Linked DNA regions of Homo sapiens: all the other regions are linked to region 1. The links are chromatin loops, found by intact Hi-C in ENCODE. Cell type or tissue: heart right ventricle. All regions are shown on one strand.

Region 1 (8,000 bases):
GCTGCAGTGCGTGACGATTCCCTCCACCCCCTGTTAATTGTGTAACACTGAAGCCAGGTGCAGGTGTCAGTTGGCAGGTATCAGTGTGCTGATGCTATTTTCTTGAATTCTGCCCTTTTGCTCATTGATGTTACTTACTTGGCTCTTGACACCTGATATCTCACGGAATATTCCAAGACAATGTGAATCACCAAATCTGTGAATGTGGCATTGTTTGACTAGGCTCCTGGGTCAGTTAAATCAGATTGTTTTCTGTGCCCCAAATCAGTAGTGAACCACCATATAGCTAAACCTTTTCAAACGAATTTCTCACTTCAGTGACTTTTACACTGCTAGAGCACTTAACAGAGCACATGACACATCATATCTTTGTACAGAGGGCCCGGCACATAAATCTCACTGTGAGGCTCAGTTTTCCACCCTAAATTACAAAATTTAATTTCTTGCCCAAAATGATTTTCTGCCCCAGATGTGTTATTTTCATGGACCTTTCAAACCAAATTTTAGTCATTTAACAAAAATTAATACAACATAGACCAACAATGAACAAATAAAGCCACATTTAAATTGATTAGCCGGGCTCTCAGCCCCTAGCTGACTTCTTTTACACACGCAATTGAAATCAAGAGTCTCAGATAAACTTCCAACTTATTTGAAAACAGTCAAATTGCAAATGTCAAGCATCTACTTGCATATAATCTGATGAGGACTATAATGATAGGTTTCTACCTAGAGAAATAAGGGTAGGTGAAGTCTCAATGCTTAGATACGTGGCACATACCTGCATGTAATTAATATTCAGTTGGAGGCAAAGACAATGTTTTAAAAAGCCAAATGACATCCAGAATAATCCTCAGTATATTTTAGAGCCAAGCAACAGTACAATGAGTGCCAAGTTTAAAGAAGAAAGATGGACCACTGTGGCCTAGAAGGCCCTGGAAAATTTTTAGAGGACAGGGAATGTGGGCTGCACTTTGGATGGGAGAAGGTTTTAAAGGACAAAGAGGAAGCCTGGCATAGTGGTGCACCTGTAGACCCAACTACTTGGGAGGCTGATACAGGAGGATCGCTTGAGCCCGGGAGTTCAAGACTGTAGTATGCTATGATTGTTCCACTGCATTCCAACCTGGGCAACAGCAGCAAGACCCTGTTTCAGGGTAAAAGAAAAAAAGAAAGACAAAGAGGAAGAGGCCCAAGAGATGGTGTTCAATGCTGACATCCTCTATTAGCTGTGCAATCTTACACATCTTACTTAACCACTCTAAGCTTCCATGTTCCCTTCTGTAATGAGTTAGTAATTAAGCCTAGTGTATTCAGATATGAAGGTTAAAGGAAATAATGTATATAATACACTTAACACAGTGTTAGGTGTGTAAATGTCCAATAAACGTTATCATTATTAGCATCTTCAGACACTTGAGGATGCCAGACTATGGCGTCTTGTAGACCAGAGCGCCATTGTTTTAAAAGTGGGTGACTGTAATTCCTAGGGTTTCCTAGGGCTGCTGTCACAAATTACCACAAACTTGGTAGCTTAAAACAACAAATAATTACTCCTTCACATTTCTGGAATCTAGAAGTCTGAAATCCAGATGACAGCAGGGCCATGCTTTCTCTAAGTCCACCCTTGTTTCTTTGTAGTTTCTGGTGGTTCCCGGCAATCCTTGGTTTTCTTTGGCCTGTAGCTGCATCACTTGTCTCTGCCTCCATCTTCACATGGCCTTTTTCTCTGTATGTGTATGTCTTCTAAGGATACCAGGGCCTGCCCTAACCCAGTATGTCCTCATCTTAACAAAGTACATCTGCAAAGACCCTATTTCCAAATAAGATTACATTCTGAGGTTCTAGGTGGACATCAATTTTGGGGAGACACTAGTCAACCCTTTTCAGTGACATAAGAAAAATAATAAAGAACCTGAAGTGGACTTTTAAAGAAATTTTCATTTTGAAATAATTTCAGATTTACAAAAAAGTTGCAAAAATTGTGTGAAGAAATTTTATATATCCTTCACCCAGATTCACCAAATGTTAACATTTCACCACACTTGCTTTTTCACTTTTTGTGGTGTCTTTTCTGCTCTGCTCGAGAGTAAGTTGCAGTCATTGTTTCTTTACCTGTAAGTACTTCAGTATATATTACTTAAAAACAAGGACGTTATCTTACATATCCACAATATAATTACCAAAGTCAGAGAATTTAACATATTGACCAATACTGTAATCTATCGACCAGACATTGCCAATATTGCAAATATTGATCTATTGATCAAATATTGCCAATTTTCCTACTAGTGCCCTATTTTCTGGTCCAGAATCCAACCTAGAATCATACATTGTCTTTAGTCGTAATCTTTTTAGTCTCTTTTCATTGTAATTGTTCCTCAGTCTGTCTTTGCTTTCATAACCTTGACATTTTTAAAGAGTGAAAACCAAACTTGCCCAATCCACGGCCCATGGGTCGCATGCAGCCCAGGATGGCTTTGAATGTGGCCCAACACAAATTCGCAAACTTTCTTAAAACATGATACTTTTTTGCGATTTTTCTTTTCTTTTCTTTTTTTTGCTCATCAGCTATTGTTAGTATTAGTGTATTTTATGTGTGGCCCAAGACAATCCTTCCAATGTGGCCCAGGGAAGCCAGAAGATTGGACACCCCTGTTGTAAACTGATGGTTCTGTCGAATATTTTTTAATTTGAGTTTGCCCTATTTTTTTTTTTTTGTGATTAGATTTGGGTTCTGTGTTTTTGGCAGGAGAAATACAACAGAAGCCAGGTTGTGTCCTCAGTGCCTCATTAGGAGGCACAGTGTTAATTTGCCCCAGTAACCAATGGTGTTAACTATGATCATTGGTTAAGGTGCTGTCTGCCAGTGTTCTCTATTAAAAAGTTACTATTTTACACTTTGTAATTAACAAGTAGCTTTTGGGGGAGATACTTTAGATCATATAAATATTGTTTCTTTTGTTTTTTATTTATTTTTTTGAGACAGAGTCTTGCTCCATCTCCCAGGCTGGAGTGCAGTGGCATGATCTGGGCTCACTGCAACCTCTACCTCCTGGGTTCAAGTGATTCTCCTGCCTCAGCCTCCCAAGTAGCTGGGATTACACACGCCTGCCACCACACCCAGCTTTTTTTTTTTTTTTTTTTTTGTATTTTTAGTGGAGATGGGATTTCGCCATGTTGGCCAGGCTGGCCTCAAACTCCTGAACTCAGGTGATCCACCCACCTTGGCCTCCCAGAGTGCTGGGATTATAGGCGGGAGCCACTGCACTCAGCCTAGATAATATCAATAGTGCTTCTTAATTAACTTCTGCCTACTAATTCTAGCATCCATTGATGATTTTTACCTGAAATAACTATTGAAAATGATTTTTAAATTTCAGCATTCGCTCGACATTTATTAGTTGGAATGCCACTGTAAGAAAGAGCTTTCTTTTCTCCTTCATTTATTCATTTGTTTATATGTTTCAGTATGGACTCATTCTATGAAGTTATAATCCATTACTATCATTATTTCGTTACTCAAATTCCGATGTGGCCAATGGAAACCCCTTTAAGATAGTTCCTGTGTCCTTTATTATTTATTTATTTATTTAGATGGAGTCTTGCTCTGTCACCAGGCTGGAGTGCAGTGGCGCGATCTTGGCTCACTGCAACCTCCACCTCCTGGGTTCAAGTGATTCTCCTGCCTCGGCCTCCCGAGTAGCTGGGACTACAGGTGCGCACCACCACGCCCAGCTAATTTTTGTATTTTTAGTAGAGACGGGGTTTCACCATGTTGGCCAGGATGGTCTCAATATCTTGATCTCGTGATTTGCCCGCCCTGGACTCCCAAAGTGCTGGGATTACAGGCATGAGCCACCACACTCGGCCTCCTGTGACCTTTAAGATGAATATTTTAAAGACTTTTTCCCACATGTGTACCTTTCCAGAAGGTTCACACCATTTGTGCTTTCTCTAGACCTGTATAACCAGAAGCTCTTGGGAACATGAGTTCTTGAGAATATCAGCACTGGCGTCAGAGGGGATGAAATAACTTTCAAAGATCAGGATAACTACCTTGCCAATGTATAGGGCTTCTCATGGCTGCAGTTTCCAGAACAACTTTTCTTTTGGTCCAGGACGATCTTCCCCATTGCTGTGGTTTGGATATGGTTTGTTTGGCCCTGCCAAGTCTCATGTTAACATTTGATACCCAACATGTTGGTGGCAGGGCCTGGTGGAAGGTGTTTGGGCCATGGGGTGGATCCCTCATGGCTTGGTGCCATGCTCAAGGTAGTAAGTGAGTTCTCGCTCTATTAGTTCCTGTGAGAGCTACTTGTTAAAAAGAGACTGGCACCTCCTCCTGTCTTCTTGCTTTTGCTCTTGCCATGTGATCTCTGTACACACTGATTCCCCTTTGCCTTCTGCCATGAGTGGAAGATTCCTGAGGCCCTCATCAGAAGCAGATGATGGGTACCATGCTTCTTGTATAGCCTGAAGAACCGTGAACCAAATAAACCTCTTTTTCTTTATAAATTACCTAGCTTTGGGGCCGGGTGTGGTGGCTCACGCCTGTAATCACAGCACTCTGGGAGGCCAAGGCGGGCCATTCACGAAGTTAGGAGATGGAGACCATCCTGGCTAACACAGGGAAACCCCGTCTCTACTAAAAATACAAAAAAATTAGCTGGGCGTGGTGGCAGGCGCCTGTAGTCCCAGCTAGTCGAGAGGCTGAGGCAGGAGAATGGTGTGAACCCAGGAGGCGGAGCTTGCAGTGAGCTGAGATCGCGCCACTGCACTCCAGCTTGGGTGACAGAGCAAGACTCCGTCTCAAAAATAAAATAAAATAAAAATTACCCAGCTTCATGTATTCCTTTATAGTTACACAAACGGACAAAGACACCCATGCACGATCGGTTTCCATAGTCCTACAATCTGTGGTTCCTTGAACGCCTTTCAGTTTGCATAGTCAGTAATAAGAACCTACGCCACTAGAGGTCACTCTTTGGCTGTCTGTGATACAAGATCTTGCTCTAAGTTTTACTTCAGCTGACTGGCAAGCCTTATTCTGAACACAATAAAGGCTTGTCTGTTTACAAAGGAACACTAATGTCTTTAGCTACATCCATTTAAGCCTCATTTAGGCCTTTAATCCAGACTTGAACCTTTGGCAATAACTCTAAAGGTACATACCTTTGCTAGATTCTGCTGGCAGAAGAATAGATAGCAACCCTTATTTATATAAGCACTATGTGCCAGATGCCATTCTGCTTCACATATATTAACTCATTTGACCTCTTTCTAAAACCGTGTGGTGGGAGAGGAACCCATGAGTTGGTGATTTCACCCAGCTAGTAAGTGATTGAGCCAGGATTTAGTTTGTTGCAGAGTCTGTATACTTAACCACTCTACCAAGCCCGGGCTGACTGGTCTCATTACAAAGCATCCACATAATGAGGTTTGAACTCATCAAAAGTCTTTTAGAGCTCAGCAGTAGACGCTGCTTGCCACGTGTGTGCTACTGGGAAATTGTCCAGCAGAGTCATGCACATACCCACACCTGCACCCAGCCCGTTGCTTGTGGTTGCAAGCTGTCCAGGTCCAGAGATCAACTCCAGTAACCCTGTGGCTCCACCTGCCACCCCATTCAGTGTGGTGCTCAGAGAACCTGAGGGTGTCAGCTTTTCCTTGCTTTGCTATTGCTTCCTAGAAGCAGTGTCAGCTTGCTTTGGAAGCTGCTTCAAATTAAGCCCCAAGGTAGCTGATAAAGTTTGAGGTCTTTCCTCCTTGGCCGAGGTGGTGAAAGAGGCATGGGTTCTGGAGTTCAACTGGCCTGCATTAGAAGTCTAGTCCTCCTACTCAGTGGCCATGTGGCCTTGGACAGAATTGCTTAACCTCTCTGAGCCTGAGTTTCTTCATCTGTGGGTTGACAATGATAAACATTTCCCTTGTGTGATTGTTGTGAGATTCAGTAATGTATGTAAAGAGACATTAGCACAGAGTAGGAGGTACTTGATACATCTTGCTATTATCTCTTCCTTAAAGGCATAGCCCAATTCCTAGCAAGCAGAAAGGCTGACCCTGGTATCTTGTCCTAGGTGGATCTCTTGTTTTTCCTAAACATTAGTGCCCCTTATGGCCTGTGTTATTCCTTGAGCAATTAAAACACATCACTCTATGCTGGCAAGTGTCATTTATCGTGTTTGGCCTGATTCGCCAACTAGACTCCAATCAGAGCCAGGACTGTTTGTTATACTTCATTGTATCCTTAGTCTTAATCAGGGACCCAAAACGGTAGGTGCTCTCAATGACTGTCGATGACAATTATTAACTGAAGTCAGTTAACAAGTATTTATGGAGTATTTACTATGTGTCAGGCAGTGGGCCAGATTCCAAGAATACTGAGGTAAAAGAAACCCAGCCCCTCACTCAGGGAGCTCCTGCTGTGGCTAAAAGCTTTGCCAAGACATGAAAAGTTAATGTACTTTTCTGAGCATCTAATTCCCAGGGAATGACTTTGTTGAAGTAATCTGGCTCACTGTGTCTCAAACAGAAGGCAAAAGCCAAGTATGCAACCAGGAAGCTTTTTACACTGGGGAGTACATAGCATTGCATTTAGTACCCAAGGACGCTGGGGCCATTCAGGACCCCACAGGCTGTTCTTACCTCCTGCTCCTGAAGAGCAGCCCAACAGCTCTCATTCCCATCAAGATAACAGCCTGCAAGTGTGGGGGACAGCTTGCTGCTCTCCTCACCATGAGAGGTCAGTGCAAGACCTTGGACAAACCCGGTCAGTGATGGATTCCCCTTGTGAGTCATTCTAGCAATACATTATCGGAATGATTTGTTCTGGGATGGAGTGGATGAAAAGGAGAGAATGATTTGGAAAAAATGAAACCATCTTTTGAATTCATGAGTGCCACAAGTCATGAGTTCAACCAATGTTTGACTAACAAGTATTTTTAGCACAAAGATATTATATCTTTGAGGCAATTTGAGGGTTTCAGAAAACAAGTGCTGTCTGGAAACCCAAATAATAATTGAAGAAATACTACGCAATAGCCAAAAGCTTTACTCTCTCATTTGCAAAAGCAAAATGACATTTTTTTCCCCAGAAAAAAGGAAGGCTTTCAGAAGTTAAAAGAAATGCAGTTTACTGACTAAACGCCCCTCTGCAACAGAATAAAGAACCTTCCCTCTTATCTGGGTTCGGAACTGGCAAGCAACCTCCATGTGGGCACTTCATAAATATTCATTGATGATGAAAATGTCGACAGTGCAAAGGAACCATTTTGTCATTTCAAGAACCCTTTTGAAATGCTAGTGATTGAAGAAGGATCTTGACTATCCTTTGCAAATCTCGAACAAGAAAGGCCCAGTTCAGCTGTTCACATGGAATGAAACAGAACAAGGACACCGGATTAATCTCTCCTGGAGTCTTGGGTTGTGACTGTACTTATAAAGAGCAGAGCAAACTGAAGCAGTGGGTAGGATTTTTAAATAACCACTCCCCAGACATACAAGCAACTGACATTCAGCAACTCCACTCTGTGGGCAAAAACCACCTTGTTTCACTTTGCATTGGATATGAAGGCTGTGCATATAAACAGAAATAGTTAAAGCATAAGCAGGGTGTGGCAGTCCGTGTTTGTCACCCTAGACCATCCCTATCATGCTGCATCAGTTGAGCTGAGGGACATTCAGAGAGAACATGGTGAAACCAATGCACTGCTTTGTTGCCTGGTCAAGGTCTGCTTGTTTTGGCCTGGGTACACCTGGCCTTGGCCCATGGAATCTTGATAAACAGAAAGGAATGCACCTCAGTAATCATTGCCTGTACAGCCTGTGTTGGTGAAGCCAGATTATGGCTGAATTGGGCCAGTATGGCTTGGAGACCTTCCATCAGAGGCCTGGGCTATATCTGGCCCTACAGAGACCTCTTTCTGGATTCTAAGAGACACTTTCCATTTGCCAGTGGTTGACACAGGCCAGGGTAGGGGTGGGACAGCCACTACTTG
Region 2 (8,000 bases), 440 kb after region 1:
AAGTTTAATATTTCTTTGATTTGCTGATCTCTTACTTTATACCTGATTATCAGTTTTAGACAGAAAGATTAAAATAGAAAATTTTTAAAAGAAAAAGGAAAATAAAGAGTAACTATTTTTGTTCTCTTGTAAGCCCATATTATCAATATATGACTACCTAGTAGATATTGAGCATTCTATTCCAGACCACTGCAATAAAGCAAATATCACAATAAAGTGAGTAATACAATTTTTTAGTATCCCAGTGCATATAAAAGTTATGTTTATACTATACCATAGTCTATTCAGTACATAATAGCATTCATTCTTTAAAAAAACAATATTTATACCTTAATTTAAAAATACTTCATTGCTAAAAAACACTAACAATCATCTGAGCCTTTGGTGAGTCATAGTAATTTTACTGGTGGGAGGGTTTTGCCTTGATGATGGCCTGACTGATCAGGGTGGTGATTGCTGAAGGTTGAGGTGGCAGTGGCAATTTATTAAAATAAGACAATGAAATTTGCCACATTAATTGACCCTTCCTTTCATGAAAGATTTCTGTTGCATGCAGTACCATCTGAAAGCATTTTACCCGCAGAACTTCTTTCAAAGTTGCAGTCAATCCTCCCAAACCTTGCTGTTGCTTTATCAACTAAGTTGATGTAATATTCCAAACCCTTTATTATTTCAAAAATCTTTACAGCATCTTCACCAGTAGATTCCATCTCAAGAAACCACTTTCTCTACTCATCCAAAAGAAGCAACTCCTCATGCATCCAAGTTTTATCATGAGATAGTAGCAATTCAGTCACATCTTCAGGCTACACTTCTACTTCTACCTCTCTTGCTATTGCCACCACATCTGCAGTGACTTCCTCCACTGAAGTCTTTAACCCTTCAAAATCATCCATGTGGGCTGAAATAAACTTCTTCCAAATTTCTGTTAATGTTGGTATGTTAACCCCCTCCCATGAATCACGATGTTCTTAATGGCATCTAAAATGGTAAATCCTTCCCAAAAGTTTTCCAATTTACTTTGCCCAGATCCATTAAAGGAACCACTATGTATGGCAGCTATAGCCTTACAAAATATACTGTTAAAATAGGAGGTCTTGAAAGTCAGAATGACTACTTGATAAGTGGGCTGCAGAATGGATGTTGTATAGCAGGCATGAAAACACTAATCTGTACATCTCCATTAGAGCTCTTGGGTAACCAGGTGCATTGTCAATGAGCAGTAATAGTTTGAAATAAGTCTTTTTTTCTTGAGCAGGTCTCAATAGTGGGCTTAAAATATTCAGTAAACCATGCTATAAACAGATGTGCTGTCATCCACACTTTTTCCATTTATAGAGCACAGGCAGAGTAGATTTAGCACAATTTTCAAGGGCCCTAGGCTTCAACTTAAAGTCACCAGTTGCATTAGCCCTTGACAAGATAGCCCTGTCCTTTAAAGCCAAGCATCAACTTCTCTCTACCTATGAAGTCCTAGATGGCATCTTCTTCTAATATAAGTTTGTTTTGTCTACACTGAAAATCTCTTGTTTAGTTTAGCCACTGTCATCAATGATCTCAGCTAGATTTCTGGATAACTTGCTACAGCTTCTACATCAACACTCCCTGCTTCACCTTGCACTTCTATAAGAGAGATGGGCTCTTAAACCTCATGAACCAACCTCTGTTAGGTTTAAACTTTCTTCTGCAGCTTCCTCACCTCTCTCGGCCTTGAAAGAACTGAAAAAAGTTAGGGCCTTGCTCCGGATTAGGCTTTGGCTTAAGGGAATGTTGTAGCTGGTTTGATCTTTTATCCAGATCACTAAAACTTTCTCTATATTAGCAAGAAGGCTGTTTTACTTTCTTATAATTCGTGTGCTTACCAGAGTAGCACTTTTAATTTCCTTCAAGAACTTTTCCTTTGTATTCACAACTTGGCTAATGTTAAGGCACAAGAGGCCTAGCTTTTGGCTTATCTCAGCTTTCAACATGCCTTCCCCACTAAGCTTAATCATTTCTGGCTTTTGACTTAGAGATGTGTAACTCTTCCTTTCACTTGAACACTCTGCCGTCTTATGTGGGTGCTGTTCTTGGCACCCCAAAACAAATGTAACATAAAGATCACCGGTCAGATCACCATAACAGATACAATAATAATGAAACACCTGAAATATCCGAAGAATACCCGAAATATGATTCAGAGACACAAAATGAGCGCATGCTGTTGAAAATACAGCACTAATAGATTTGGCTTGACCTAGTGCTGCCACAGACCTTCAATTTGTAAAAAACACAATTATCTGTGAAGTACAATAAAGCAAAGCACCATAAAACAAGATATGCCTGTATAATGAAGGCATATTTGTGGCATTAATTGTATTGCTGCTTATATTATCTTTATAGTTCATACTTTTACAAAACAAGCCTAAGCTTCAAAAAAAAAAAAAAAAGAGGGCATATTCCATAATTACTTATCATGAGATAAAAACAGACGCATTTTCACCATTCACCGAAACTTTCCAACAATGCAGAACTTGCATTCTTACCCTCACACAGAAGTTCTATCTTGCTTGATTGGCTCAGCATGCCAAGCTGCTGGTCTCACTAATGGGTTCTACTATCTCACCAGGAGGACAATATATTCCTAACTACTGGACACTGACACTATCTCCAGCTGTGCTAGTAAAATCACAGAAATGGCATTTTTACTAGTTCTAATTTTTTAAGAAACCCTACAAGGTAAAATTTTTCTAACGGGCACTTAGAAGAAAGAACACACTTAACCCAATCCAATATATATTTCTAAGATTAATCTTACTACAAATTTCTTTTGGATACTGATCATTTCAGGGATTTTTATTTGTATTTTGTTTTTACTGTTCCCCTTCCAAACATGGGATTAGAATCACTAAGATTTTCTCATAACAACTTAGGGAAAACAGTTTGAGCTAAAATAAAAACAGTAGGAATATAAAAATGGTATCTTTTCCTCAAAGATCAGCACAAAAAAACCAACCATTACGCTAGACTTCTAAAGTTCATAAAACCAAGTAAACCTATACCATTTTCAAAATCAGTCTCTAAAAATAGCATATCTGACTGGAGTAGATAATGATTTCCCTAGAGATACTAATTTTCAAAGGTGGCCATGTGAATGGTAATGTGCCCCACCTTTTGGTATCTATAAAGATGTGCCACTGGGTTGTCTGGAGACCAAAGGAAGAAACAACTCTTGGCAAAATGGAAGAAAAGCTCACCTACAATTCAGAAGAGTGAGTTCAGTCCTAACCTTACATTAAGAAACTGTATTCTTAGTAAGTATGACAAGTAATTTTAGTGAGTATCACAAGAAGAGGTGGCTTACCTAGCAAATGAGAATGTAAATTATTTGAAAAGGTGAACTTTCCCCATTCAAATTCCCTCAAGTAAAAGGAAAACAAGAAATCACCTTGTAGGACTCTCCTCACTTGCCCCGGCAGTTTGGCTAAGTTGTCCTGTAACATAGAAGGGTCTCATCTTGAAAGTAGTTTCATGGAAGGAAAAAATCTTCCATGAAGGAGGTAAATGCAAGTTCTGTGACTCATTCCAGACACAATTATATTTAGTTGTGGAAAAATGTTAACTCTAAAAAATCCAATAAGTTACTCATTCTTCTAGTGTAACTGGATTTATTGTAGCTTATTTACACTCAATTTGTTGAGGAATTAAAATCCAAAGACTAATTTGGAATTTCACATTCTAGGAGTACTAACCAAGGTAGACTCTTATTTATTTTTTATCTCTAGTATTCAGGAATGCATTTACATAAAATGAGAGTAAATATTGCAACTTCATACTCGACACTTACTGTAAATATGGAAGCAGTATAAAACAGGAGCGGAAGAGGGGTCTCCTTTTTATCTCTCTCCTGAAGAATGAATTGTGGAGGATGTAGTGGTTATTCCACATCATAAATCGAACCTCTTTCAGACCCCGAGAGTTGGCTTCTTCAATCAATCGAATGACAGACTATGGAGGAGAAAACAGAACAAAAAAAAAAAAAAAAAGGAAAGTTAATAATCATGGTTAAAAATGAAAATTAACCAAAGGCAAAAGTTAACCTCACAGGAATTTCAATAAAGTACAGTGAGTCTAAATAACTCCCTTTATATGCTAAGATTTTTTTTCCCTTCCAAGTATGTAGGGTGGAAAGATGCTCCCTGTTCATAAGGCATGGATTTCCACCTTACAAAACATGTGGGGCCCAGGGAACTATTTTATTCTATTTTGAGCCTTAATAATATCATAGAGAGTTTTCGTTCATATTTCTTAAGGGAGTTTTCAAAAGAGGAATTAAAGATAGTGATGTTGGCCAGTATCAGTGGCTCACGCCTGTGAGCCACTCCCCACGCTTTGGGAGGCAGAGAAAGGAGGATTGTTTGAGGCCAGGAGTTCGAGACTAGACTGGGCAACATCGCAAGATCCTGTCTCCACAAAAAATAAAAAATAAAAATTAGTTGAGTATGGTGGCATGCACCTGTAGTCCCAGCTATTTGGGAGGCTGAGGCAGGAGCACTGCTTGAGCCCAGGAGTTCAAGATTATAGTGAGCTATGATTGTGCCACTGTACTCCAGCCTGGGCAACAGAGCAAGACCTCTCTCTCAAAATAAATAAATAAATAAATAAATAAAATTTGAAAAGGTGGTGGTATATAAAGTTCAAGCTCTAAACCCAAAAAACTTCTCAGAGGAAAAACACAGGAACAGTCTGAGTATTCTGAGAGTACATTTTAAACAGCCTTGTATTCTATTTGGAAGGTAGATAACTAGTGATTACCAAGTATTCTGAGAGTACATTTTAAACAGCCTTGTATTCTCTTTGGAAGGTAGATACTAGTGATTACTTAAACTTACTTAGTTTAATATTGTGTTTAACAATAATTAACATACTAGGTTTTTTTCTTTTGCTATTGTCTTTAAAAATAAAAGTAAGGTAGATAAGTTGTTCCCCCCTTTTGTAATGCTGGAAATGAACTTAAATTGAAAAAGTCAGATCTTTGGAATGTGAAATTAATCTCTAAAGTCCATTTGAGGTTGTTTAAATGACTCAGAATTGTCATTCAGAAGCAAAGTAAACCATCATCATTTTAAAACCTTGCTTTGAGACTGAAGGGCTATTATCACTGTCTCAGACTAAGGATGCAAGTGCACATAGGAGAAAATTGTAAATAACTGATTTCCCTGACCACAGCTCAATAAACATTTTCAAGTACTTCTTCCAGAGACATGAGTGATTGTTTCCATTGGGCTTCTAAAATGCTAAGTGTAACACTTGATCCAATCTCCATAAGCCCAAGAGCCAGATATAATCAAAAGTTATACCAATTCTCATGTCGTGAAAATTACTCCACAGGCGGCAACAGGTCAAAATATTTCATCTCTATAATGCAAGATTCTGTGGAAAGCATTTTATTTATCTGATAATAGTGGTATGCTATCTTTGGATTTCAAATTAATGGAAAGAAATAAATTTTAAGAAAAAGAGAAAAGTTTTCTTGTATCAATGAGACTCAATTTTATATTCATAAGCTGTTTGATTATATGCATAGTTCTGCCTAGTCATTGTTGTAAAGAAAGAATAAAAGAATACAGGAAGAAAAAAATAAATTTGAAAAATGTACTTGTCAACAAAGAATCTGTAAATACCTCGGGATACTCTCTCCATCCAAAGTGGTCCCTACAGAAGAATTTCCAGACTGTGTGGTAAATAGAGTTGACATTGCTAGAGGGTGGTGTGGACAGCCTTCGTAGTTGGTCAAATTCAGTTGTTTCATACACGTTCATGGCATTCAAATCTGCCCAAAATTCTTGTCCTCTAAAAAAAAACAAAAACAAAAAAAACCCAAAAACCTGTTAATAAATTTGTAAAACAGAAATATCTAAAAATATCATTGGACATTAAAAATACATAGCATAGCCTGTTGTAGAATTTTCAAAACTTGCTTTACTTGGAGTAAAAGCATATTTATTGCCGGTTGTTTCCACAGCATCCATTTCCTACATGCCCTTTCTAATCAAGACCAAAATTTCTAGGCCATGGAATTATAGTAAGATTGATTTAACCCCACAGCACCACTGGCCTAACCCAATCAAAATAAGCCCACCCTCCACTCTACAGTGGGCTGGCCTCAGCCAATCAGGGAGTCAGTTTTACTATGATGCTATATGTAGAAACTAAACATAGACAGAAAATTTCTCTTCAAGCTTGACCTTTTTTTCAGAGGCCATCAGTTTACTTGAGCCAATACAGGAATACACAGTATTGCCTGATCAAAGACAGAATAAAAGAAGGGAAAAATAAAATGAATCCGGATAAAGCCAGTATTAATCCACCCAACATCAATATTATCTTTTATCCTGTGGGTTGAAAAATGTTGGCAAAACATGAAGAAAAAAAAAGTTTGGATTATTATGAGGTTTAGCTTTGAGAATATTTTGGTCATCTTATTATCTGGTCGACTGCTGCTGAATCATTCCTTTACAAATGTCTCCATACTGTTGGAGGGAAGTCCCACTATATGAATCAGACTCATTTAATAATTTATAAAAGGTAGTCCAATAAAAACATTTGTGTTTCCTCTTTTATGGAACTTCACCTAGAGTTTGAAACATTTGAACCATTATTTCAAATAACTGGCATAATGGTCATTATACTCTTCTCTCTTTTCTTTTTTGTGTATGTTTGAAAGTTACTATAAGAAAATATAAAAAATTAAATATATGATAACAGCACAGATATTGTAGCATAGTGTACCACAGATTTCTAAATGGATGTCTACAACACAGGAAATACTCTAGATCTACAGGCATTCAGAAAGACTGGTACATGTGAAGTCTAGGTGTTGAGACAGATTTTCCCAATAATTAACTTATTTCCTTGCTGTAAATTAGGATTTTGAAAAGGATATTAAATTTGATCTGTGGTTGCACCACTGCACTCCAGCCTAGGCAAAAAGAGTGAAACTGTCTAAAAAAAAAAATTTGATCTACGGGTTTTGCTAGCTAGCACATTTTCCAAAATCTGCTCTTAGAATACTTGTTTCAAAAACTATTAACAGGTATTCTGTGCACAAAAGATTCTGCAGACAAATATTTGAAAAACAGATTATACAAATATTTGCCATCCTCTATCCCAATGTTCACAATTTATGAATCAGGTTCTACACTGAAAAAACAACCATATAACCAACTGATGAAGCCAAAAAGTATGGAACTTACAAAAAAGCAGTATACTCCTTTAAAATTCCTAAAGATCTTGCCAATAAACCCCAAACTTCTTGCTTAGTAAGAGTACTAACTAGTTGGATATGGTCTCAAAAACAACATATAATATTAATTAAGTATGAAATAAGATAATATAATGTAGTTTAAAATAATATTTGGCCACTGTTTTAAAATGATTTATGGTAAGTAGGAATATTTAATTCAAATAGAAAAATGTTTCTGGGAAATCCTAAAAAGTGAAACAAACACGACAAAACAAAAAAACAAAAAAAGTCCTGTAAACTGGAACTCCTATGCCTAAATTAAACTTCATATCAAGTTGCCTTAAGCAATTTTCATTAACTTTAGGAGAATCTGATGTTATGATTGGGAAGTGAGATAAAAAACTTTCTCCCTGTTAAGATTGTTTCAAGTTTCTAAACATATTTTTCCCCCTTTAAGCTTATCGCCCAGCAACTGTTCCCAATTATGAGTCACAAATCCTCAGTATTTCCTTTAAGGAGTTCTTAGAACAGCAGTCATTATGTTAACATGCATTATAATATAAACAGCCAATGCTTTTTGCTGTTTAGTGTCAGATTTTATTCTGGACATCACTCTAGCAATTTCTGTTTAAGCCTGTATTACTGAGACTTCATAGATAATGATTTGCATGAGAAAGACATCTACAACTGCAGCTTTTGCTACATTCTCTGTGCATGTCAGTCCTTTGGGCATTATGAAGTTTCTACGACAAATCCTAATTTACTACAATCAACT
Region 3 (8,000 bases), 600 kb after region 1:
GTTAACTGAAATATGGAGATTGAATTTATACTCAATTCTTGTGAAAAGTCTTGCTTAATAAGTATGATTAAACTTTGCTTCTTAAAATTTGTATTTTCCCTACACTTCTTTATAAGAATCCTATGATGAAGTACGTAATCTTTATTATATTATTTTACATTAACCATCTTTTTTTTCAAATTGTTTTATTTTTTATTTTACTTTAAGTTCTGGGATACATGTGCTGACCATGCAGGTTTGGTACATATGTATACATGTAACCATCATTTTAATATCTCACACATGTAAATGCACATCTTTGTAGTTACCAATCAAATGTATGTGAGGCAATGAAAGGCATTGAGCAGTTACAGTAAAGGGCAGACATCAGGCCTCTGCCAGTATGTACCTGCTGTGCCTTCCTGCCTGCCCTATTTCTTTGTTTTCAGTGTGCATGCCAGTCACTGCTGCTTCTGGAGACAGGATGGAAGGATACATGTATGTGTACATTTATGGAGAAAACCAATTTATAGATGTATCAGAGCTCTAAGGGATTCTCTTTCACTTCCTTGGGACTCCCAAGCAGAGGAATTAATAGATTAGGAGGGTCTTTTGGGGGGTTGGTTTAAATTTTCAGGGCGATAGAGGCTAACTTCTCGTTGGCCTTCATGAATTTTCAATATATCATCTTTTCGCTGACTTATCCCTGTTTGATTTCTGAGTTTGGATTAATAACTATGTTTTTTAACTTCAACATTCTCACAAACAATTTCTGCATAAAACTTCTTCTTTAAAGCTTAAAAAGAAAAAAAAATCTACCTAATGGAGCACTGAACTAGAACACAAAATACTTGGGTTCTAGGCCTGGTTCTGCCATCAACTAGCAGTGTGTGAGTTTGGGCAAGTTTTTTCATCATCTGTCCAGGCCTGCTTTGCTCGTTTGTCAAAGAGGGATGGCTTTGCAGATGGCTAAGTTTCCTTCAGGCTCTGACATCTGCCTCATGACTTTGGCACTCTTGTCATGAAGATGAAGTGACAGTTCTTTTAAAGTGGGAAGCCAGACACAGGGTTTCTAGTTTGCCTGAGATTTCCATATAGGGATGGCTGGTACCCAGGTTACCTTTTGGAATGATAGATTCTCTGCCAGGGAATTCTTTTTGGAAGAGAAAAGAAAATAATAAGAGTGCGTGGAATTTTTTCTTAAGGACATAACTAACTAACTAACTAACTGTGAAATACATTAGTATATTTACCATGACAGATTCGCATATAAAAAACTGGCTGTTCCCACAGCTAAGCCATAATATTTATATTTGGTTTTGATTTGCAAGTAAGTTTTTAAAAGTGAATTTGTGAAGCCTTAACCTTAGTGCGGAGTGTTCTAAAACCCAGTGAGAAATGGTATCTTCAGTAGTTAATCTCCATTGATTGATTGATGATAGAATATGTTTGGATTGCAATTTAAATCTCAGACTTTTGATCACTACTATTTCTGTTGAGTATTCAGTGCAGCTTAGCTGCCAATATAATTTTTATTTAGATGATTATTGCCTAATTTATGGCCACATATATTTTACATGTGTATGTTTTACATATATGGAAAATACACATAAGCCTTACAGTGAAAGATCAGATAAAATCTATTGTAAGATTGAATGCACAAAATGCTTTTATTACTCTAAGCAAATAAATCAATCAAATCACATTTCCCATTAGACAGCACCTCAGCTCCTCTATACATACAGCAGTTCGCTGGATTGAATACACAATGAACAACTGAAAATGATCAATTTCCATCATTCTGATAACACGGGCAAAAAATTCAAACTCTCTGTTAGAATACAGGTACTAGTAATCAAAAAGAAAATTTCTTGATATCTCCCACTAGCATTTTCAGATTTAGAATTTAACCATGAAGTACATATCTAGAACTAATGACAGAAAAATCGCATTTTAAAATAATATTACAGTTCTTCTGTAAACCTCAGAGTGATTTCTGTGTGGGGAACTTGCTGACCAGAAAATTAAATGAGAATTTTGTACATCCTCAGATAGCCAAATAGAGTTAAAGGGCCACTCCCACACCACCCCCTTCAAAAAAAAACAAAACATGTTTTCTCTCTTTTTACAGATATTGACACAGTATAGTCTCACAATTTTTCTCAAGTGGGATATTAATGAGGGTAAGTAGCCAATAGTGGCAGGGCTAGATACACCTCAGATTTCGAGTGCAACAAGGGTAAGCCCCATTAATCCATGCAAAGAACTTTCATGCATATAGTTTAGTGCATATAATATGATTATAGAACCAGAAGTTCTTTCTTTAACATTTTGCTTTTCACTAGGCAAGTCAATTTACCCAGCATATTCTGAATAGTGACATAGCATTTTTCACAAAGCCAGTGGTTGACTTTCATGTTAACAATGCCTCAAAAATACCAAACATTATATTATAAAATCCCAGTGCTAATTAAACAATGAACATTTGCCTTCCTGGGTATTTTACAGGTTTACTTAAAAAACTGAGCATGTGTATGTTTATTTGTAAAGCTCAAATATTTAAACTTGCAGAAGTTGTGCCTACAAGCAGTTGAAAGTATAAAGCAGGTTTTAATAAAATGTAGTAAAAAATGAACACCTAATTGCAGATACATTGCATTTTCTTTGAAGCTAAGTTTCCATAGCAGTGTAGCCCTCTCTTTCATAAATCAGCTGCATTGTCACTAAAGATTGGGTATTCATCCTTTTACTGTCTCTACTTGTAAGTGGACATAACATTAGAATCCTAATAGACATTCTGGATAAGTTGTACAAGGCCATTCTTGGGGCCAAGCAACAGTAAATATTTGAAAGGTAATAAAGCAAATACCTAGAAATTTTTGTTTTATTGAATAACAAATGGAACAAAACTTGTTAGTATGAATGTGAAAATAGAAAAAAAATATATAAAATTATTTCTGCTTATTCTTCCAAGCAAGACTTTTGAGTGAAGATACTGCTTTTTTTTTTTTGCAGTGAGATATATTTTTAATAACTATTTACTTAACAATAATCTATTTACTAAGAAAAATCTCTCAATTCCTTTCCTTCACTGAATTTAGTCTATCTACTCTGTTTCTTACGCAACTCACATTGCATCTGTGGATTTTGTTCTTTTGAAAAAATATATCTGTACAGCCTTCTTTGAGTTACCAAATGCCTGAAGGTAGTACCACACCCCCTGGCCCCCATATTCTTCCCATTGCATAAGCATGAGGTGTATACAGCAATGCAAGAATAGGTGACTCCAGTCCAAGATAAGAAAATAGAATGGATTTTCTTGGTTGTGAGTTTTCAGATGTGCACAGTGGTAGCGACAGCAGACACCTCAAAGAATCCAGGGAGGGACACTAGAGGTTGAGCAGCAAGCTGCTAAGTGATTCAAAAGACTGGTTAGTAACACCTTTCTGTACTGGGCACAGGCCGCTATTTTAACCATGCAGCTTCTGTGGTTCATGCATTGCCTTATGATCTATAGTCCTTCTTGCTGTAGGGCTTGTTGCGCAGTATGTTATCAATCTCATTTACCACATGTGATGTCATCTTTGGGAGAACCTGAGAGCAGGAGGAGAAGTACAAAGGATATTGTTAGCAGTGTTGATCATTCGGTTTTTTGTGCTCTATATTTAGCAAAGTAATCTAGAATCATATATCTTCATAAACCACAGCTGAAATCTAAGCCCCCCGCCCCCAACACCATCACATTGTAAGCTCCTTGAGGTCAGGGGCCTTGTTGATTGACTGCATAAATGAAGGCATAAAGGCATAAGTGAAGGCTCATAGAAATACAGAGCAGCTCTATCCAACAGAAATATAATGCAAGCCACATTTGTAATTTAAAATTTTCTATTAGATACCTTAAAAAGAACAGTGAAATTAATACATGTTTTTACTTCATTATATCCAAAACATTATTTCAACATGTAATCAATATAGAAAAGATACTTGACAGTTGTTTTTGGTACTAAGTCACATCTTGTGAACATGTTACACTTAAAGCACATCTCTGTTTGGACTCACCATCTTTCCCGCATACAATAGCCACATGTGGCTAGAACCATAGTAGTACACAGCACAGGTCTAGAGACTAAGGAGAGATTTATTCTGACTGGTGGTCTTATCCCTGGTGAAGGATGGCTGGGGTTTAACAGGCATCCCAGGTAGATGGAATAGCATGGAAAAGTGAACTGGAGTGATAGTATACAGTGATTGGTGTAGGTGTGGGGATGCTAAGAACAGGATACGGATGGTAAGAATGGGATAAGAGTGTGGAAAGCCTTGAATGCCATTTTATGGAGTCCCCACTTTAGGCAGTGGGGAACCTGTCAGGACTTCTGATCTAGGAGTAACCCTATCAGACACCTGGAGGTAGTTTGAAGGATGAGCTGGAGGAGGTGGAAAGGGGACACAGATATTAGATATGTATTACAATCCAAGCCAGGCAATAGGGCCTTAACTAGGGCAGTGGAGCAGAAAAGTGGACCTGAGAGACATTTTGGGGGAAGATGGTGGTTTCAAGACTGAGTAACTAGAAGTATATTGGTATTGATTATTGAGATTAGAAACCAAAGGAGAAGTAGTTTGGGGAATAAGAAGTTGGGAGAGAATAGGATGTGTTGAGTGTAAAGTGCCTGTGGAATATCCACCTAGGAGTGACTGAGCAGCTGCAAGTGCAGCTGTGGAGCTTAGTAGCTGCCGGAGGACTGGAGTTGAGGGTTTGTGAGTCATTTGCACCGACATGCTGACTGAAGCCCCGGGAAAGGATGAGCTCATCCAAGGCTAGCATTTACTGTGAGAAGTGGGCCAAGGGTACACATTACACCATAAGACAAGGGACAAAGGCAGACTTTCTCACTGGAAAAGTCTGACCCTGTGTGGAGACTGTGGTGAAATACAATTCTGACGACCAATTCTGAGGTTTCAACCTCATTCTTCCTTTGTTGCAATCCTGCTGGCCAAGGTGACCTTGTCTCCAGTCAAGTGCTATCCTCAGAAGCCTTAGGGTTTGGCAAAATAGAGCTGCCAGCCTGGGAAACTTCATTCTGGTTAATGTTTTACTGTCTGAAGCTGAAGGAAGAATTTGGTTTCCCACTAGCTCTGGAATTTCAGTGTCCAAACAGCTAATGTGTTATTTAAAATGAGATTGTAACAATGAGACCAAAAACCTAGAAACTGGATTTGTTGGATTTTTTTTTTTGTCTAAAATACAGCGGGTTAGCCACGTGAGGAGAAGAATCCTTCATTCATTACACCAAAGCAAATCTCTATAGGAAAGAGATTTAAACATTAAAAAAATGAAACCATAAAAGTACTCGAATAAAACAAGACATAGTATCACAAGACCAGAATTTTCAAGAGAAGCCCCACTTTGAAACATTGTAAACTACTACAGATTTTACAAACACCCCACAGGCTACTAGTTTTGCAAACTTGATGTTACACTGCCTGGGATAGGTGGTGGGTTGGGGGAGGTCTGGCTAATGTTGCTGGGGCTGGCTGGGCATTAGTAAAGTCCTCCCAGGATTGGGTTCCTATTGATCTGGAACTTGGGGATGGAGTAGGATTTTGCTAGGCTGGGATAGTGGTCAGTTTGTAGGCAGAGGGCCACTGTTATCGCCGAAGCTCTGAGTGGTTGAGAGCGGCTCAAGATTCAGATTCCAGGAAGGTGTGGTGGGGAGTGATGAGGCCCGACTGCTGTGGAGCCTGGCCTTCTCTGATGGGTGATGGGAAGCCTCAGAAGGGTTTTAAGGCATGTGGGGAGGAGGGGGAGAGGCGGTTCTCCCACCTTTTAGGTGGGAGTGGGGAGGATGGAACCTGTGCAGGTGAAGGTGGGCTGCCTGCAGCTGTGGTTTCTCCTCCTGTCTCTCCCATCTGTCAGGCTCTGATTTATATACGCCCCTTCGTTCCTGCACATCTTAGGCACGTGGCATCCCTTGAAGCAGCTGCCTTCCCAGCCTACTAGAAATATTTTCTTACAACTGCTGGTGCTCCGTATTTTCCATCCTTTTGCAGCCAGTGCCACCACTGCTGGGCACCCCTAGTCACCCAGTCTGCTTTTCACCATGTTGTGGGGCCCAATCACAACTCGTCTTGGGTGGACTTTAGTGCTGGGTATGGGGGAGGTGAAGTAGAACAGGGGAGGATTGGTAAGCCCGCAATGGTAGCAGTCTTGCTGCATGGATAATGTCCCCTTTAGGATAGGCAAAGCCTCATCCTGCTGCCAGCCAAAGCCTTGCTAGGGAGGAAATGTTTTGGGAAGAAAAATTACTCAAGAGTTTTCCTCTGAAATGTGTCCCCTTCCCTGTCAGCTGCCTTGCCTATTTCCACAGCTTTTAAAACTCAGCCCTAGACTTGCCTCATATGCCATCCCTAGGCACTATGACTGCCCCCAGGAATGGCAGTGATCTCCCTGTATTAGCATGATAAAAATCCTCAATTCCTCCCTCTTCTGCCAAGCCATGGTGTCTCTCTTTCCCAAACCTGCAGAATCCATCCATTTCTCTCCCCCTCCATGGCCACTACCCTCATTCAAGCCACCATCGCCTCCTGCCTGGATGACTGCCCTTGCCCTTCATTCTACTTTATGCATGGCAGCCAGAGTGACCTTCAGACATTCAAATAGGAGCATGTCCCTCCTCTTAAAACCCTCCACAAGGACTTGTTACATGTAGCATGAACTCTAACCCCATGGTGTCCTGCGAGACCTGGCCCTGCCTGTCTCTCCACGTCAGTGCATCTGCTGTCCCTGTGCTCAACTACGTGTTGACCACATTGGCCTTAGCTGGCAGTTCCTGGGAAAAGTCAAGGTCTTTCCCATCTCAGGGCCTTTCCACTGCTCTTCCCTGTCCCTGGAATGCACTTTCCTGGACTCTTCACATGCTGTGTGAAGACTTGTGAATGGTTGTCAAAGAATGTAAAAAATGAAGGCACATGAAGCCCTCGGAATAAACATATTCCAGAGGGGCTTTTTGCAAAAACATTTAATGTAGGCTCACCCATTTCTCAGTCTCAGTAAAATAAACATTTATTTACTTAATAGCCCTTTTCATAACCTGAAATCATTTTGCTATTTATCTGTCTCTCCTACTGGCACGTAAAACATCCCTTGAAGGTTAGACAGTGTTTTTCTTCTTTCCTGTGTTATCTCCAGTACCTGGTATACAATAGGCTCTCAAAGATCTGTTGAATGAATTAAGGGATAGATATTTTAATTCACTGTTTCTCAGCCAGCACATGAGCTCTTTGAAGGCCAGGTCCTGTTCTTACTCATCTCAGTCCTCCCACTGCCTAGCACGATGCCAGGCATAGAATAAGTGCTCCATAAATATTAGTGAAACTGAAATCATTGGATTGAATTTCAGTTCTTTTTTGTACAAACTGTTCTGTCCCCTCATCACTGTGTACCCTTATCTTTTCCCAGAGCATAAATGAACATAAGAGGGAGAATTCCTCACGTAGCTACAGGGAACCTCACAGAATCCAGTAGGAGTTATGGGGCTGGATATGGGAGTTGTTAGAAGCAGAGAGGCAGAGGTGATTACACGGCTGCACAGTCCTAAGAAAGGTTGGGGGAATGGGCAGGGATCTATACCATTTATTCCACAGTGTATTCTGGGCTATTTTTAAAAAAGATTTTAAATCATGTTTGTTGCTACCTCCACCTGTTTCCTTTTGGGAATGGTAACAGGGCTGTGTGCTTGTTGCAGGGACAGGTAGATAGGGAAGAAGCTGTGAGACAGTTCTTTTCCTCCATGAGCAAGAGAAAAATAGATAACCTTACCAGGTAGTGGCTATGGCAGGAATTGTGGGCAGGATCGTTCCTAGGGCTTTTAGCAGGGTTGAGAGTAGGATAGGCTCAGGACTAGTTGTGGCCTTTGGGGAAAGGAGGTGGTCACAATAGATACTAAACTCCACCCCTCTAGTTAGAGCTCCCAGGAACATCCTTTCAACCCACCCACTGCCACTACAGGCTCCCCAGAATA
Region 4 (8,000 bases), 300 kb after region 1:
AACTCTTTCTCTACTGCAATGGCTTGGTCTCAGTGGCTTGATTTCATCTGTGTGGGAGGAAGAACCCATCGGGCTATTATAAGTTTGGGGGTCTGTCTGGGATCTGCCTTTGTGGGTGCCTGCCTGCAGTTTGTCAGCCCCCCACCAGTATGTTGGAATTGGAGGTGAGCTCTGGCAGCTGCTTATTTCTCTGGAACTGAAGGCCATGTCTGGTGCTGTCCTTGCCCAGTGAGGCCCTGCTGACCCACAGTGCTTGGGCCTAATTGCAGTGGAGAAAGACATCCTTCCTAGAAAGACATCTTTAAACTGGTCTGCTGAGTATTCTAAGCACGGTCAGAACCTTCTTCCTTCTCCCAGTTGGTTTGGCTCCACTGGGGTTCTTGGTTCTGCTCCTTCAAGTGTCTTGGTTTGGCTCCTTTGGGGGTATTAGCTGGCTCTCCCAAAATAGTAGGAAGACTCTGGGTTTGGGGAGATGTCTCCCCAGTTAGAGAATAAGAGGTTAGTTCAGAAGAATTACTCCTGGAAATTTTTGGTTAGGAATCCTGGTTTGGAAGGCCTTTTTGTTTGTCTTTATCTCATTGTGCGTATTTGTATATATGGAGAGAATTCCCTGAAAGAATTGCTGATGAAAGCCCAGGAGACTGTACTAGTTTGTCTGGTTGGTCACATTCTGTGAGCCATGAACAAAGTTCAACAGGTCTAACTCAGGGTGACTATCCACTCTTCCATGTTGCTTAAAGATCACCTGTTGAAACTCCTGGTTGGAGAACACCCCACCCCACTTTGAGTGGATCAAAGACAACACGGGCCAACAGAGGCAAGTTTAAGCCTTGCCAGGTCAATACTTGGATGCTAAGCGGGGTGACTGGTGTCTGTGTTTTGTCATGTGTATTTTCCTCTGCCTGGAATAAAAAACGTCATTTTGGATCCCCCATGTAGCCTGGCTACATCTTGCAAAATGAGGTTTTTGACTATGATTCCATGAAACAGAAAGAGATGATTTTCTTTTGTAATGCAGCATGGCCCCCACAGCTATGGTACAGCAAGCAGCATCACCAAAGCTGCTGAGAGATAAGGAACCTGGAAAGCTAGCATGCCGGCAAAAGGGTAAGAATTTCCTACCAGCCAGGCTTCTGGCCCCTTTCTGCGCAAACTGATGGTAAAAATCACTGTCTCCTTTGCAAAGTCTGATTAATGGGAAAAAGGATTTGTGTGATTAGTCTGAGGCTGTAGCAAATCTAGTGCACTTTGTGCTATGAATATTCACATTGTTTCACTCCTTTCCTCTCAGTTTTTATCTTTATGTGTCTTCTGTCATGGAGAGGGGCACCGTAGGATAGAACAAGGGCCTAGGATCCCTATAAGCCCAATGCTCAAGCTGGCCCTGTGGGCTGGTCAGTTACAAACTTTGCTGCACGTCCCTGAAACAAAAACTGGACGAGATTTCCTTCTCATCTTGTTTTACGTCCTTGGGAGCTTGACTCTGTTGACCATGTGGAGGTACACTCTCAGTCTCCACCATCCAAAGGGCAGGAATTTTTCAGTTCATGTCAGTATGAGAGGACCGGGTGTCTGAGATGAGTCAGCACACTCTTCATCCCAAATGTGTCATGCCTTTGGGTGAGTCTTGTCTTAAAAGATCCCATTTCTACAGGGCTCTTGTCATCTTTTGTTATCTTAAGCCCATTACAGAGAGTGAATTCTTGGGGACGATGGAGATATCTCCTCTATCCCCTCTCTAAGAATACCTCTTGCTTATATGATAAAATCCTGGAACATTAACATCTGGGCTTGTAAAAGACTCAGATTAAGTCACTACTGAAACTGAGTATACCATTTTTTTTAAAAGGAATTTTAGAAATCTTTTATTCTCCATAATTAAAGTTTTTAAAAAGGATGAATAATGTCCTAACTAGCTTCAGAAAATTCTCTTGAGCAGTTACAATCCTTTACAAGCTTGAAAATGACTGCCCCAGACTCCTTCCTGGAAGACTAATGGCAGCTGCCCCATGCTGTAGCTCAGTAGCTAAGACTACCCTTTTATAGTAGCAGTCTGGGCTCAATTGCTGGCTTTGGGAATGAGTCCTTTCTGGTTGGATACTTGTGGGACTTTTGCCATTTATTGATTCTTTTCTTCTCCATGGACAGCTTCTGATTTCCTGTCTTGAATTTTCTTTTCTCTGAGCTACCTCAGGGGCTATTCTACATATTGTAAAAATGCTTGCTGTCTCTTTGGAGACACCTCATGCATCCATCGATAAGTCATAATCTTAGATAAGACTTACTGGTTTCACTTAGGAGGAGACCTTTGAGGGGGAAAAAAGCTTAAAAGCCAGAGGCTGTTTGTCCTGGCTAGAGTATAGTAATAAAAGATTTAAAAGGATTTCTTTAACGAAGCTCTATGGTTAAAAGTTGGCTTAACTAAAAGTTGATATTTACACTATACATATATTTTAAAGGTCTTTATGCCTTTTCTCTTCTTGGATCTTGTTTTTTTTGAGAAAAAGCTTTTTTTTTCTTCTTGGTTGGCTGAATTGTTTCTCCATTTACTTCTTTTTGCCAGCCTGGGATTCCTTAGGAGAAACAGAGGAGGTACCACGGGCCCCATTTAGGGAAAAACCTGTTTTCCTCATGAAACCCACAAAATTGTAAGTAAACAAATCCTTCTCAAAATTTATGACTCTGCTCTGTTTTGCATTACATTATCCGACCTTTTTAACTTTTGAGGATATCAGAAATTACTTTGCTTTGGCTGGGCTTGGTGGCTTAGGCCTGTAAAACCAGCACTTTGGGAAGCCAAGGTGGGTGGGGTCACCTGAGGTCAGGAGTTCAAGGCCAGTCTTGAACATGACGAAAGCCCCTCTCTACTAAAAATACAAAAATCAGCCAGGCATGGTGGTACATGCCTGTAATCCCAGCTACTCAGAAGGCTGAGGCACAAGAATTGCTTGAACCCAGGAGGCGAAGGTTGCAGTGAGTCGAGATTGCACCACTGCACTCCAGCCTTGGTGACAGAGTGAGACTCATCTCAAAAAAAAAAAAAAAAAAAAAAAAAAAAAGTGAGACAGAGCAAGACTTGGGGGGAGGGAGAGAGGGAGGGAGCGAGGAAGGAAGGAAGGAAGGAAGGGAGGAAGGAATCGCTTTATGAGAGAGGCTTTACGAGAGAACTTTTAGCCTTGGTGTGTAATAGCTAGGTAAGAGATATACTCTTAGGGATGGCTAATGGCAGATGCTTACAATTGAGTTACTACAGGGTGATACTTGGTTCTTTGCACACCGAATAAGAAAACCATGTTCTTGGGGACCCGGAAAGTATGGATTGGGGAATGGACTGATTACAGATTGAGCTGATTGGCTTTGGGTTGCCCAGTAGCCTCAGTGAAAAATGTCCTTGCAATGAGATACACCATAAAATCACTATCTCGTCCTATAGCGTTTCTCTTTTGGGGGACCCAGGATTAGGCGTAAAAACGGAGCCCTTGATTTTTGGGGATCTGTTCTATCTTACAGCTCTGCCTGTCAGGCCCTGGAAGCTGCACGCTTTCTTGGCCCTGTTCCTTGAAGGGCTCCACCCTGAAGCCACAAATCCAATTTAGAAATTTACATATTTAAGAAAACCCCCATTGGTAAGGGTGCCTGCCTGTGTATATTAGAAACTATTATCATACAATGTTTTGGCTTAATGTCTCAGCTCTGTGCTTTTAAAATATAAGTTCTCTATCCTGTTTCACCTAGGAGCTGTCCCTTTAGAAATGCAAATTTAGAGTTGCCTAGCTGACAATTGTTTAGGGCAGGGAATAGGTAATCAAGAAACTGATAGTCTAAAATAGGAAATAGAAACTTAAAAACTGGCAAACAAAAAAATCTTACAACTACCAGATCCATTTCCTTCCATGTAATTATATGTGTTGTGTGTGGGATGTTTACATAAAGAACTCTAATTAACTGGTTTAGGGAAGAATGAGCCCTAAAATAAAATATTTTGTCAGAAAAATAGAAAATTTAATGCCTTTTAGTGTAGATGACTTTAGAAATCTTTGTTAAGTATAGTTTTAAAGATTATTGGTAAAATAAAAACATCTTCAAAATTTAGACATTTGGTCTACAGTAGGCAGACTGAATTCTGTCTTTGCTATACGTTTTAAGGTTATAAACTACTTCTATGATATTTTTGAAAATTGACTTGTCTATTCTTCAGTCATTAGATTTTAGGTAAGATCTGGGGACATATGGAGTTAGCCCTGTCCTCTGACTAGGCTAGGAAGAGTCAGACACTGTCTAAAGCTCTGTTCTTGTCCTAGGCTCTGCAATCTGATACATGGTTAAAATTACTTACTTACCAGGTTCCTAACCAGAAATAAAAGTGACTAAGAGTTAACATATTAACATTGAGACTACTAGAGAAAGTTTATATACAAGTTATATAAAGGAAGTAGAATGTGTTTTTGTCTTGGAAATATGGCTTTTGTTCAAAGGAAAGTAATCACGTTGAGTTTGGAGATTTTTGAGGATTGTCCCAAAAAGATATGACAATACTGAAGGTTTAAGCAAGTTGTAAAAGATTTATAATACATTGATCTTGTAAAGGAAGCTCTGTGGGTGTGAGCAATGTAGCCAAAAGTTGAACGGGATTATTTAGTTTTTCTATAAATTAAAACATTAAAATAAAAAGCACACTGTTACAAGGCCAGAATCTGGACCCATGTGTCAGAATAATGGTTTTCTTAGAACATTGATCTGCTCTTTAATAAATTATAAAAAGTTATGGGGGTCTGCCCTGTAATAAATTATAAAAAGTTATGGGGGGATGTTTAGGAAAATCTTACCTTATGGTCAAACTGATTAAGACTGTATAGATTTGTTTATAAGGTTTTATTAAAAAATTGGGCCTAACATTAATAGTACATTAATAAAAAGGTAAAATTTGGTTTTCCTCTTTTGAACAAAGTTTTTTTGTAATACTGAGCCACAATGAAATGTTTTTGCCTTTTAAGTAAACTGCAAAAAAAAAAAAAGGAAAAAAGGGGAAAGAGAGATTCAGGTAGCCACATGCTACCTTTATTGGGTATGCTGTTTAGGTTTTTGCCTTTTGAAATTTTTGAGTTATCACTTCTGCTAAATGAATAACCAATGATACTATTTTATAACAGTAAGTATTCTAAACCTTTGATATTTGACAAACCTTCCAAAATCAAAATTTCAAGTTCTAAATTCAGTCCTTTTGATTTCATTAATTTTTTCAATATTAGGTCCCCTGAAGTCCAAAAGAGACATCTGGCTTATTTGGCATGTTGACATCATAGAGTGAGCACTGTCAAGTATGAATTGGTATTTGGCTTTCTTTGGGCTGTATTTATATGAAAGTGTTATTGGTATGTGTTCCAGAATTGTGCAAGATTCCTATAATTTCAATATGACTTAGTGTATGTTATCAGTAATAATAATTGTTATATTAAATTGTATGCCACAAAAATAACCAAATTTCCTTGTTAATTGAGTCTTAAACCATAGCTGTTTAAGCCTCTTGTCATCCACAGTTATTTTTACTTTGATCCTTTTCAAAAGGTGATTTTATAATCAGCTATGGAACTCTAACAGGTGCTCTTGAATGCAGATTTCTGATATCTTTAAAGATTGTGCCATTAATATAGAGGGAGAAACTTCTAGGACTCTCAGGAAGAGCTGAAGTGTTCATGAATATCAAACAGAACAGGAATTAACTGTATGGACTGAACTAAGAGAATAATGAAATAATCTTTCTATGACTATTTGTTTGAAATGTTTCTGATCCTTTTTGTTTTTCAGGGTCAAAACACATAACAACTTTCCTTTTGAGCTGTTTATAGCTTTTAACAATTGAATGAAGCATATTTCTATCTGCAAACTTTGGAGCATATTTCTTTCTCTCTACGTGATTTCTCCAGAATTTTGAAACTAATTATGAGTCTTCTTAGCATATGGCAATATAGTTTTTTGCATAAGTTCAATAAGAATGTTTTTTGTTTTGCTTTGTTTTTTGCAACAGGACACAACTGGAGACACTGATTATTTTACCAAGGCTTTGACTGGAAATGGCATGGTTTCAGGCTGCTTTGAGTAACTGAGGTTGACTTACAGAGCTGATAACAGCCCCTTGGAAATACTGGTCTCATACCTTGTCCTTTACAGGGCTCCTAACCCGTAGTAAATAAAGAATGTCACTTTCTGACAGACCCAGGAATCCCAAGTTATTGTGGGACCTCAAGAAGAGAGAAATTCACCCAATTCATACAGGTATGTGCAGGCACAGATGAATCCTTGGCTGGGCTAGAGACTTTTAAAAGGTCTAATCTGAGATTCCTTATGAAATAAATTCCAGCAAAGCCAATTATTTTTAGAAAAAGAACCTATTTGGCAAATAACTATTCTTGCTGCATTTTATGCAAATAACCAGGCCAAATATAATGGGACTGGAACTTATTTTGCAAATAAATTGGTCCTACTATGATTTGTGTTTGGTAGAAATGGGGAACTGGAGAGAGAAAAATTGTTTCAGAAAAAAACTATAGTACAACTGTTATTAGATTCCAGCCTTATCCACTATGTTTGAGTCTCTGCTAATGACCCCATATCTGATTGATTCTTGGGGTCATTCACCTGTATCCCTTAAGGCTTCAGGTCAGTTCTACAGGGATTCCTGAAGTGAGGACTTTCTCTCCTTATGTTGGGGCTCATTATTTGTCTTATAGTCCACCTGTTCACTTAAGTGCTGTGTGAAAGCTGTGGATAAGAGCACCAATGTTTTCTTATGCAGACCTTGGGATCTCAACCTGGCACACATGAATACATACCAACAATTACAAGACAGTTTCACTCCTCTTACCCTGAGGGCAACTCCCACTCCAAATCTGCCCCTGTGAGCAGGAAGAAGTTACAGTGGCTGTAGGCCTTTTTCCATTTCCATAACACACAGATTAAAAATAAGGTATGATGAAACCCAAAGGAGGGGGATTAAAACTGTCTTTGCAAAAATTGTAACAGTGAGAAAATTCTGACCTAACCAAATTCAGTCTTGCCTTTAACCTCCAAACTGCCCTTGGTCATTTGATATGGTTTGGCTGTGCCCCCACCCAAATCTCATCTTGAATTGTAGCTCTCACAATTCCCACATCGTGAGGGGGACCTGGTGGGAGATAATTGAATCATGAGGGTGAACCTTTATCATGCTCTTCTCATGATAGTGAATAAGTCTCACAAGATCTGATGGTTTTATAAAGAGGAGCGCCCCTGCACAAGTTCTGTGTTGCCTGCCATCATGTAAGACATCCCTTGTTCTTCAGCCATGATTGTGAGGCCTCCCCAGCCATGTGGAACTGTGAGCCAATTAAACCTCTTTCCTTTATAAATTACCCAGTCTCAGGTATGTCTTTATTAACAGCATGAGAACAAACTAATACACAATTTCTGGGTATGGGCCAATCTAACTTTGGGAGAACTTTATAGTTTAAATAATATCCCTTAAACTAAGCCATCTTTGTAAAACTAATAAAAGCCAAAAGGTTAAGAGAATTAGAGGGGTCTGCATTCTGCTAATATGTAGGTGTAAATGACTAGGAGCCATTATTCCAATGGATTTGCAACTTCCCTAATTATTCCTGTAATTAACATCACTATTGTAGAACCTACAATTGGCCTTTTGAGATGTTTTTTCAGGCTTTTGTATTTCTAATGACTGATGCCCCACTTGGACTCTCCGTCTTCACACATGGACCATTTTCTACACCCCTATGACTGCATCCCCAATCAATCAGCAGCTCCCATACCCTAGCCCCACCGCCTGCCAAACTATCCTTGAAAATCCCTACCCTGCAAATTTTCGGAGATTGATTTGAGTAATAACTCCATCTGCCACATGCCACAGTGGCCTCATATCAATTAAACTTTCTTTACTGCAAAAAAACAAAACAAACAAATACAAAAACAATAAAAAAGAAACCAAAAACCCCCTTTCTTCTTAATGA

Evidence for each region. Peaks named below come from ENCODE experiments on the same cell type or tissue, not always from the same donor. Only the 100,000 strongest peaks of a DNase experiment are listed, where the experiment ranks them.
Region 2: it touches region 1 in a loop (2.5-fold over the local background); 9 of 110 quality-filtered maps call a loop at or near these places.
Region 3: a loop joins it to region 1, with 4 times the contacts of the local background. A loop is called at or near these places in 57 of 110 quality-filtered maps.
Region 4: a loop joins it to region 1, with 2.6 times the contacts of the local background. A loop is called at or near these places in 41 of 110 quality-filtered maps.

Annotation. Positions count from the first base shown.
Region 1 is chr3:157,134,596-157,142,595 of GRCh38, reverse strand. No RefSeq gene overlaps it. Among named protein-coding and RNA genes, the nearest start is that of LINC00880, 16 kb to the right of the region's middle. RefSeq lists a silencer at 6,602-6,896. In heart right ventricle, CTCF peaks have their summits at 4,970 (motif pointing right) and 6,737; DNase peaks (open chromatin) are centred at 5,529, 6,629 and 7,797; H3K4me3 peaks cover 663 bases; H3K27ac peaks cover 3,449 bases.
Region 2 is chr3:156,691,852-156,699,851 of GRCh38, reverse strand. TIPARP (TCDD inducible poly(ADP-ribose) polymerase) reads right to left here. Exons shown (of 6, transcript NM_015508.5): 3 at 5,664-5,832; 4 at 3,827-3,987. Among named protein-coding and RNA genes, the nearest start is that of TIPARP-AS1, 20 kb to the right of the region's middle. In heart right ventricle, no CTCF peak of the experiment used is centred here; no DNase peak of the experiment used is centred here; H3K4me3 peaks cover 783 bases; H3K27ac peaks cover 508 bases.
Region 3 is chr3:156,532,231-156,540,230 of GRCh38, reverse strand. It overlaps KCNAB1 (potassium voltage-gated channel subfamily A regulatory beta subunit 1), which reads right to left. Exons shown (of 14, transcript NM_172160.3): 14 at 1,626-3,573. The coding sequence ends at 3,484. It overlaps SSR3 (signal sequence receptor subunit 3), which reads left to right. Exons shown (of 5, transcript NM_007107.5): 5 at 1-678. Among named protein-coding and RNA genes, the nearest start is that of SSR3, 19 kb to the left of the region's middle. RefSeq lists an enhancer at 5,994-6,493. In heart right ventricle, a CTCF peak has its summit at 4,891; a DNase peak (open chromatin) is centred at 4,770; H3K27ac peaks cover 5,538 bases.
Region 4 is chr3:156,830,923-156,838,922 of GRCh38, reverse strand. All of the region lies in intron 2 of LEKR1 (leucine, glutamate and lysine rich 1), which reads right to left. Among named protein-coding and RNA genes, the nearest start is that of LEKR1, 8.6 kb to the right of the region's middle. In heart right ventricle, no CTCF peak of the experiment used is centred here; no DNase peak of the experiment used is centred here.